Linked DNA regions of Homo sapiens: region 2 is linked to region 1. A link is a contact called in ENCODE Hi-C or POLR2A ChIA-PET data. All regions are on one chromosome and are shown on one strand. Each heading gives the region's core, a stretch centred on a gene start or an enhancer-like site at or near the end of the contact. The rest is flanking DNA. Distances are from core to core; before and after follow the strand shown.

What was found. Hi-C counts contacts between places; a loop is a spot of excess contacts on that map. ChIA-PET counts read pairs that join two places held with the same protein, here RNA polymerase II (POLR2A). Pooled maps may share reads with other maps.
Region 2: a loop to region 1 is called in a map of left cardiac atrium, with 2.2 times the contacts of the local background. The contact joins the enhancer-like site here to the promoter of TRIM45 in region 1. A Hi-C loop is called at or near these places in 7 of 168 maps with a recorded cell type or tissue (Right ventricle myocardium inferior, cardiac septum, heart left ventricle and 2 more) and 3 of 50 pooled maps. POLR2A ChIA-PET finds 5 or more read pairs at or near these places in 3 of 52 experiments (PC-9, WTC11 and activated T-cell).

The regions. Positions count from the first base shown.
Region 1 is chr1:117,119,574-117,123,244 of GRCh38, reverse strand. TRIM45 (tripartite motif containing 45) reads left to right here and starts at 1,496. Exons shown (of 6, transcript NM_025188.4): 1 at 1,496-2,531. The coding sequence starts at 2,044. RefSeq lists an enhancer at 1,062-1,231 and a silencer at 1,542-1,731.
Region 2 is chr1:117,230,646-117,234,064 of GRCh38, reverse strand. No RefSeq gene overlaps it. Among named protein-coding and RNA genes, the nearest start is that of VTCN1, 21 kb to the right of the region's middle. Within about 2 kb of position 1,949, at least 4 of the 41 ENCODE cell types and tissues checked have a DNase peak (open chromatin) inside an H3K27ac peak, as active enhancers do; they include PC-9, where a contact is called at or near this core.

The sequences.
Region 1 (3,671 bases), core at 247-2,746:
TTTTGAGAGTAGATGCAAGAAGGACAAGAGGCTGAAAAAAATCTAGGTAAGGACTATTTAAAAATCTTTGGAGATATGCTTAACATTTGGAAATTACTTGCACATTTTATATAAAGGTGGCATTTGACTCATTGGCGTGTTATATTTTGGAAATGGCCAAACATTTCATTTTTATATTTTATAATGGTTTTTTTTTTTTTTTTCATATTTTGGGGTTAACTTTTTTTCAGATTCCATACTTTTAAAAGCTTAGGCTCCAGACACTATGCCTATAGCATGAAACAGATAATGAAGGAATCAAGTGAAACAGTCGCCCACTGGGTACAAATTAAGTAGGGAAGGTCATGAACAAAGAAAGCAGTGAGGGCCCAGTAGACAAGCTGACGCAACTGGAGATAACAACAGGTGGAGGGGAAAGGAGCAGCTGTTTCCATTTTTGGAATTTTGGAGAATCAGGAGACGCCTGGTAAGGCCAGAGAAGGTGGCCGTGTAATTATAAAGTTAAAGGGGTCGGACGTGTTCATCTTCCCAATTAGTTTTAAGCCCACAAAGGGCTTGTCCCTCATTGCCACCGTCCATTGTCTCACTGTGACCAGGCAGGAGCCCTCCGTGATTGACTGATAAAAACAGCGGGTCCAACTCGCTCAGCTCGTTTCTGTTACACAGGACTGTGGAATCCCGGGTGACATTCAACTCCTTAGGTCATCTGCACTCCCCCCGGACCGGAAAACAAAGCCTTCCCGAGCCCGACAAGGAGGGTGGCGCTCCCTGGCCCGGCCGAAGTAAGCCCTCCATTCGACACCTCGGCTCCACGGTCTCCCGAACCGGTCCCCGTAACGCGAGCCTGAGATGCCCTCACCCCCGAAAAATACCCAAAGTCGGGGAGCCGCGGGAGTGCTTGTACCCAGCACGCTAGGCCTGAGGGACCTGTGAGCTACAGTAAGCGCCTGAGGACAGAGGGGAGCCTCGCAGCCTCAAACCCGCGTGGAGGAGAAACGTCTGGCGCCCCCGAGCGGCCGAGACCTCGGGAGCCCGAAAAACGTCTCCCACTCCCAGCGCAGAGCCAACTGACAGTGCCATCCACCAATGGGAGAACCCAGTCTGCGTTCGTGGGACGAGTCCGAGGGCAGAAAGAAGGCCGTCCCGGCGCCAAATCAGCGTGGCTTTTTAAGAGGTCCTGAGGCCTCTCTGGTCACCACAGAGAGAGGGACAGTCCCTGTGAAACGGTGACGCTGACTACACTATGCCGCTCGCTCCGAGCCTTGGCCTTTTCCTCCCGCCGCACTCTAAGCCCTTCGGCCGCCCCGCCCACGGCCTTGTCAGGTCCCGCCCCCCGCGTGAGTGGACTGGCGAAGATGTGGAATTTCCAAAACTTATTGGATGCTTAGTGGCGTCACTCTGGAGGGCGGCGGGGCCCGGAGCGGCGAGGGCCGCCGCTCTCGGACGGTGATTGGACTCGCCGGAGTAGACCGGGCTGGGATTGGTGTGAGGAGGGGCCAGAGCCCGCGGGCGTCCCGGGCCGAGGCGCGGGAGAGGCGGTGGACACCGAGAAGCCCGCCGGCGGCTTGCAATTCCCTCACCCGGCGCGCGCCTTTCGCAGAGGGAAGGAGCAAGAGGGCCCCTACCTCATCGTGCGCGGGTGGGGTCGGCGCTTGTCGCGTGTGGCGCGCAGTGGGGCGGGCGGCGGGAGGGGGGTGGCAGTGGAGGGAGCGAGAGGTGCAGGGGTGACTTTGTTGGCAGCAGGACTAGCTGGAGAGCTAGACCTGGAAGCGCATCCGGGGAGGACTTGCGGGGCAGAGGAGGGCGTGGGCGTGTCTGGTGTGGGATGCAGTGGAAAGGAGGGGGCCCTCCTGAGTAGATCTGTGGGTGATTCCTTCGAGGACGCCTCGTCTTCCCGTCTGCCCTTTTATTTGTCAGCGAGGGAGTCCCCATGGTCTCTGTTCAAGTTCTGGAGACTTTCTCTTTGGGTGGGCTTAATCACCTGCTACTAAATCGTAGAACTGCCCAGGGCCCTTTCTAATATTGGTCACAAACGTGAGGAGTATGTCAGAAAACAGAAAACCGCTGCTGGGCTTTGTAAGCAAACTCACTAGTGGGACTGCACTTGGGAACTCAGGCAAGACTCACTGCCCCCTGTGCTTGGGGCTTTTCAAAGCCCCCAGGCTCTTGCCTTGTTTGCATACAGTTTGCACCACGTGTCTGGAGCAGCTGGAGCCCTTCTCAGTAGTGGACATCCGAGGGGGAGACTCTGACACAAGCTCTGAGGGGTCAATATTCCAGGAACTCAAGCCACGAAGTCTGCAGTCGCAGATCGGCATCCTTTGTCCTGTATGTGATGCTCAGGTGGACCTGCCCATGGGTGGAGTGAAGGCTTTAACCATAGACCACCTGGCCGTGAATGATGTGATGCTGGAGAGCCTACGTGGGGAAGGCCAGGGCCTGGTGTGTGACCTGTGCAACGACAGGGAAGTAGAGAAGAGGTGTCAGACCTGCAAAGCCAACCTCTGCCACTTCTGCTGCCAGGCTCATAGGTAAAGATGGGACACTCCATCAGGTGTAGCTTAAGAGCAGATTACAAAGAGGTGTCAAGACAAATCCCTCGGTGAGCAGATGAAAAGGAAAGCCTTCTCAAATACCGTGGAAGGTCAAAGAGCAATATAACAATGCAATAGCAAATACTCCAGTACAACAGTTAACCCGGTTAGCCTAATATAGTACCTAATATATAGCCTAATATAGCAATAGCAATAAACCCTTTCAATTTACAAAGTGCAGCTACAGTTTCCTTCAGTCATTCGTGTAGTGAATAATTGTACTGGGTGCTGGAGAAACAGGAGAATGAATATAACAGCATAGATCCTGTTCTTGATCTCCTTCGATCTTGCAACTCTTACAGAAAAGCAGGCCCTGTTTTCGCCCCCATTTATTAATTGGGGAAACAAGCTCAGCAATATTATGTGATTTGCCAAGGTCCTACAGTTGGTAAGTGTGTAACAGAACTGAGTATTAAATCCAGATCATTTTGACTACATTCCAGTAACCCATGCTGTGCTCCTAGAATAGGTGATGATGATTGGCCGGACCTCAGCTTTTGCTTTGTGTACCTTAGAGTTACTCTGGAGCTTGGTGAGGTGGGCTGGTAGGTGTTAATTGGGGTGCAGACTATGTGTTTTATGGCATTTGGTGAATAGTTTGTCAGATGGATCACTTTTGTCCCTTCGTACTCTTACCTTACCCCATCCTAGGACACCAGAATATAAAATGACCACAGTTTTAGGATTAGCCTAAAATAGGTTTCGGGTTCTACTTCCATTTGTTTTCTGGCTACACTAACAGAACAAGTTTGTAGACTTCACTCTATTTTTAACTTGTAATTATGTGATAGTCCCTGCGACTGTCTTGCTGCCAGCCAAACCAGCTAACCCTATTTTCTCTGCAGCCACTCTTCTGGTGCCAGAATAGGCATATAAGCTTCAAATTGATACAATGCTAATGGAGGAACTCTGAACAGTCACCATGTTTTCCTAAGGATTTCCCTACATCTCTAGAGGGCTACTATAGGAAAGGAATTAGAAAGAGAGCTTTGATTCTACTAACCATTGGTTTCACACTTTCTTTTCTCTTTTTTTTTTTTTCTGAGATGGAGTCTGGCTCTAGTCGCCCAGGCTGGA
Region 2 (3,419 bases), core at 700-3,199, 110 kb before region 1:
TCAATTAAACCTCTTTCCTTTATAAATTACCCACTCTTGGATATGTCTTTATTAGCAGCATGAGAACGGACTCATAGAGCTCCTAGGTCACTTTCCAATTTGCTTATTCTGATCATCACCTCCTTTAACTTATTATGTGTGTATTTGTTTATTGTCTGTCTTCTCCCAGTAGATTGTATGCTCTGTGAGGGCAGGGACCTGTTCTTGTTCACTACTCTAAGCCACAAGCTAGAATAGTACCTGGTACTTGGTAGCCACTTGTTGCAGGTTGGTTCTCTGGGAAGCAGACTCTGCAATAATTTGATGTGCATGACTTCTATTAGGGAGTGCTCTTAGGATCAACAGCTATAAAAGGGAAAAGAAGGAAACAGGATGGGGCAGAGGAAGAAGTTGAGCTGTGATGCAGTCTTGACGATAGCCCCAGCCAATCTCATAGGAGGCTCTGAAGTTGTTCCAAATTAGTGTATGGGCCTGAACCTTTATAAACCCACATAGACCAGTTATTCATGCAGGTTGTCCTAGAAAGGGGGCATGACTTTGGAGAAGGGGCTCTTTTTAGGTAGACAATTGTATTGTGTGATAAGGGCTGAGGGCTTGCTGTCAGCAGCACCCCCAGGAGCTGGATAGCACATCACAGTGTCCGTAAGAGCACCCAATAAGGTGTATGGTTGAACACATGAACTCAGTGAGATCTAAAAACAGAGTGGATGCAGTGAGGTTCATGACATGCAAGACAGAAAGACAAGGAGAACCAGGTCAGTGAATCCTCATGCCCAAAGTCCTCCATTTTCTTGTTTATCCATTTTCCTATTATAGACAAAGCCCTGTCTGGGTACTATAAGGGATCTAACATCACAGACAATGTCCCTGACCTCAAGGAAGAGAATGAAACCTAGGCACAAACATCCATGGTACAAAGCATTGTGATATAATTTACATGTATAGCACAAATGGGTGCTTATAGAGGGGAAAGAGAAGGGAGAGCCCTTCCCGCAGAGGGAAGGAGGAGGAAGGCCCAGGGAAGGCAACATGGAGGAGGCTTTTGAAGCCCTGAAAGAGAACTAAGATTTCGTTGCACAAGGGAGGACAGAGGGCAGCCAGCAGGAAAAGAGGTAGTAGAACAAGGGTTCAGTTGTAGAAAATCCCAAGCTTGGGGTCAACAGTCCTCTCTCCTCCTATGCTCTGATACTTAAAGGTTGGAGGCTTGACCACATATGAATCCCTCAAATGCCATACAACCCGTGTGTTCAGGTCAAATCCTGAAAGAGGAAAGAAAGTGCTGCCTCTTTGCCTGCCAACACAATCAGCCTCAGGGGCTAAATTTGTAGTTCTGTGTGACTTGTTCTATTTTTAAAACTGTAATGAGCCAGTAAATCTAATCATCCAAACTGTAAAGCAGTCCATTGTATTTGGGAAATGGAGTGTAATCTGCATGGAAAAGACCATACCTTTCTGAAGAGAAACCAATGGGATGTTAGCTGGGTCCCTGGTTTTAAAAGTTTAGACTCAAGTACGTGGTATAAAACTCATCACTAGGGTAATGTTACAGATGAAGAAACTGAGGCACAGAAAGGTGAAGGGACTTCCTCAAAGTCACACAACAGATCAGTGTTTGAGGTGAAATCCAACCATAAACACACAGTCCCTGCGTTCCTTGAACAGCCCTCTAAAGCTTTTGGTCAGAGCTCCTTGTATGATGTCTGCTTTCCTGCTTCTTGAATTAACCGCAACAAGAGCCACTGGCCAGCCAATCCAGCTGCAGGTCAAGTGGCCCCTCTCATCTAATCGTAACCACTGCAAAGAGGCCTGACAGCAATGGAGTCAGCTTGGAGTGTGTTTTCTTGTAGCTCGTGGATGGCAAGCCCAGAAATAAACTATGGGCTTTATTGTTGGAGTAAGAGAATGATTTACAAGGCCCTGGCAGGTCATCGGCCTTGGCTCTGATGGAAAGAAGGAAATAGTCTGGGGCTGCAATTTCAGGGAGTAACAAATAGTCACTTGAAACCATGGTTTCAGCTTGAGATTCCAACTTGGCTTTGTGTTTTCCTGCCAGTTAACTAATTTCTGTTTGCCTAACATAATCAAACTGAGTAGCAACTTCCTCATGTGCTTCTAAAACAGTCTCTTCCCCCACTCCCCATACTAGAAAGGCACCCAGCATTTTTTAAGGAACTAGACTCCTTTGACTATTGAACAGTGATCTCAGACTTTAGCTTGGAATGTGTAGAGTATCTTGTGATCAGACCAGGGACCAAGGTGAACACTGGGTGCCAATAGCAGTTACTGCAGGGTTTGACTTTCTAGAATCAAAACCCAGATGGGAAATGACACTGTCAGAAATTAGGCCTGAAAGATACAATGAGCCCACATACAAAATTATTCAAAATGTGTTATCAGACCTCAAGAAATATAGAAGCAGGTAAATGTTTATTATTTATTCCAAACGTGATGGCTTTTAACTAGTGAAGAGGCACGCCCAGTTTTCTTAGTAGCAAGCCACATGACCACAGATACCTGGGTGTGGACCACATGAATCCTTTATTCATAATTATGGGAATTCAAATGGTCCATGCTTGCCCTACAAGTTCTGGCAGGGACCAAGTACATACAGATGTTCAGTTGATACCAATTATTCTATTTGTCAGGATCCCCCACAATGCCCAGTTTCAAGATGAAACTTGGGTAGGATGAAAGGTTATAGAATTACACTCAGGCTCAAATATCATCATTAATGTATAAAAGCCAGCTAGTGTTAGACCAGGCAGAAGCAGTGTGTTAGGCCATTCTTGCATTGCTAGAAAGAAATACCTGAGACTGGGTAATTAATAAGAAAAGAGGTTTAATTGGCTCATGGTTCTGCAGACTGTACAGGAAGCATAGCTCTGGCATCTGCTTGGCTTCTAGGAAGGCCTCAGGGAGCTTTTACTCATGGTAGACGGCAAAGAGGGGGCAGACACATCACATGGAAAAGCAGGAGCAAGCAAGAGAGAATGAGGGGAGGTGCCACAGACTTTTAAGTGACCAGATCTCCCTGGAACTCACTATCACAAGGACAGCACCAAGCCATGGGGGATTCTCCCCCATGATCAAACGCCTCCACCAGACCCCACCTCCAGCACTGGGGATTACAATTCAGCATGAGATTTGAGTGGGGACAAATACCCAAACCATAGCAAGCAGTTACACAGCTGTTGTGCTTGTGTGATGGAGCTTATTAGATACTAGTGGCCCGCCAGCTTAAGGGTTAGGCAACTCGTAAAAACGTTTTTGCTTTTCTAAAAATCTTAGACCAGCCACTCCTTATGGGTCACAGTTTGGAGACTACAGTTCAACCTGTCACTTGTTAGTGCCTCAAGTTTCCATTCTCTCCATCATTCACTTCTCTATGCCAGACTTTTGTCCAATTGTCTTGTTCAAAG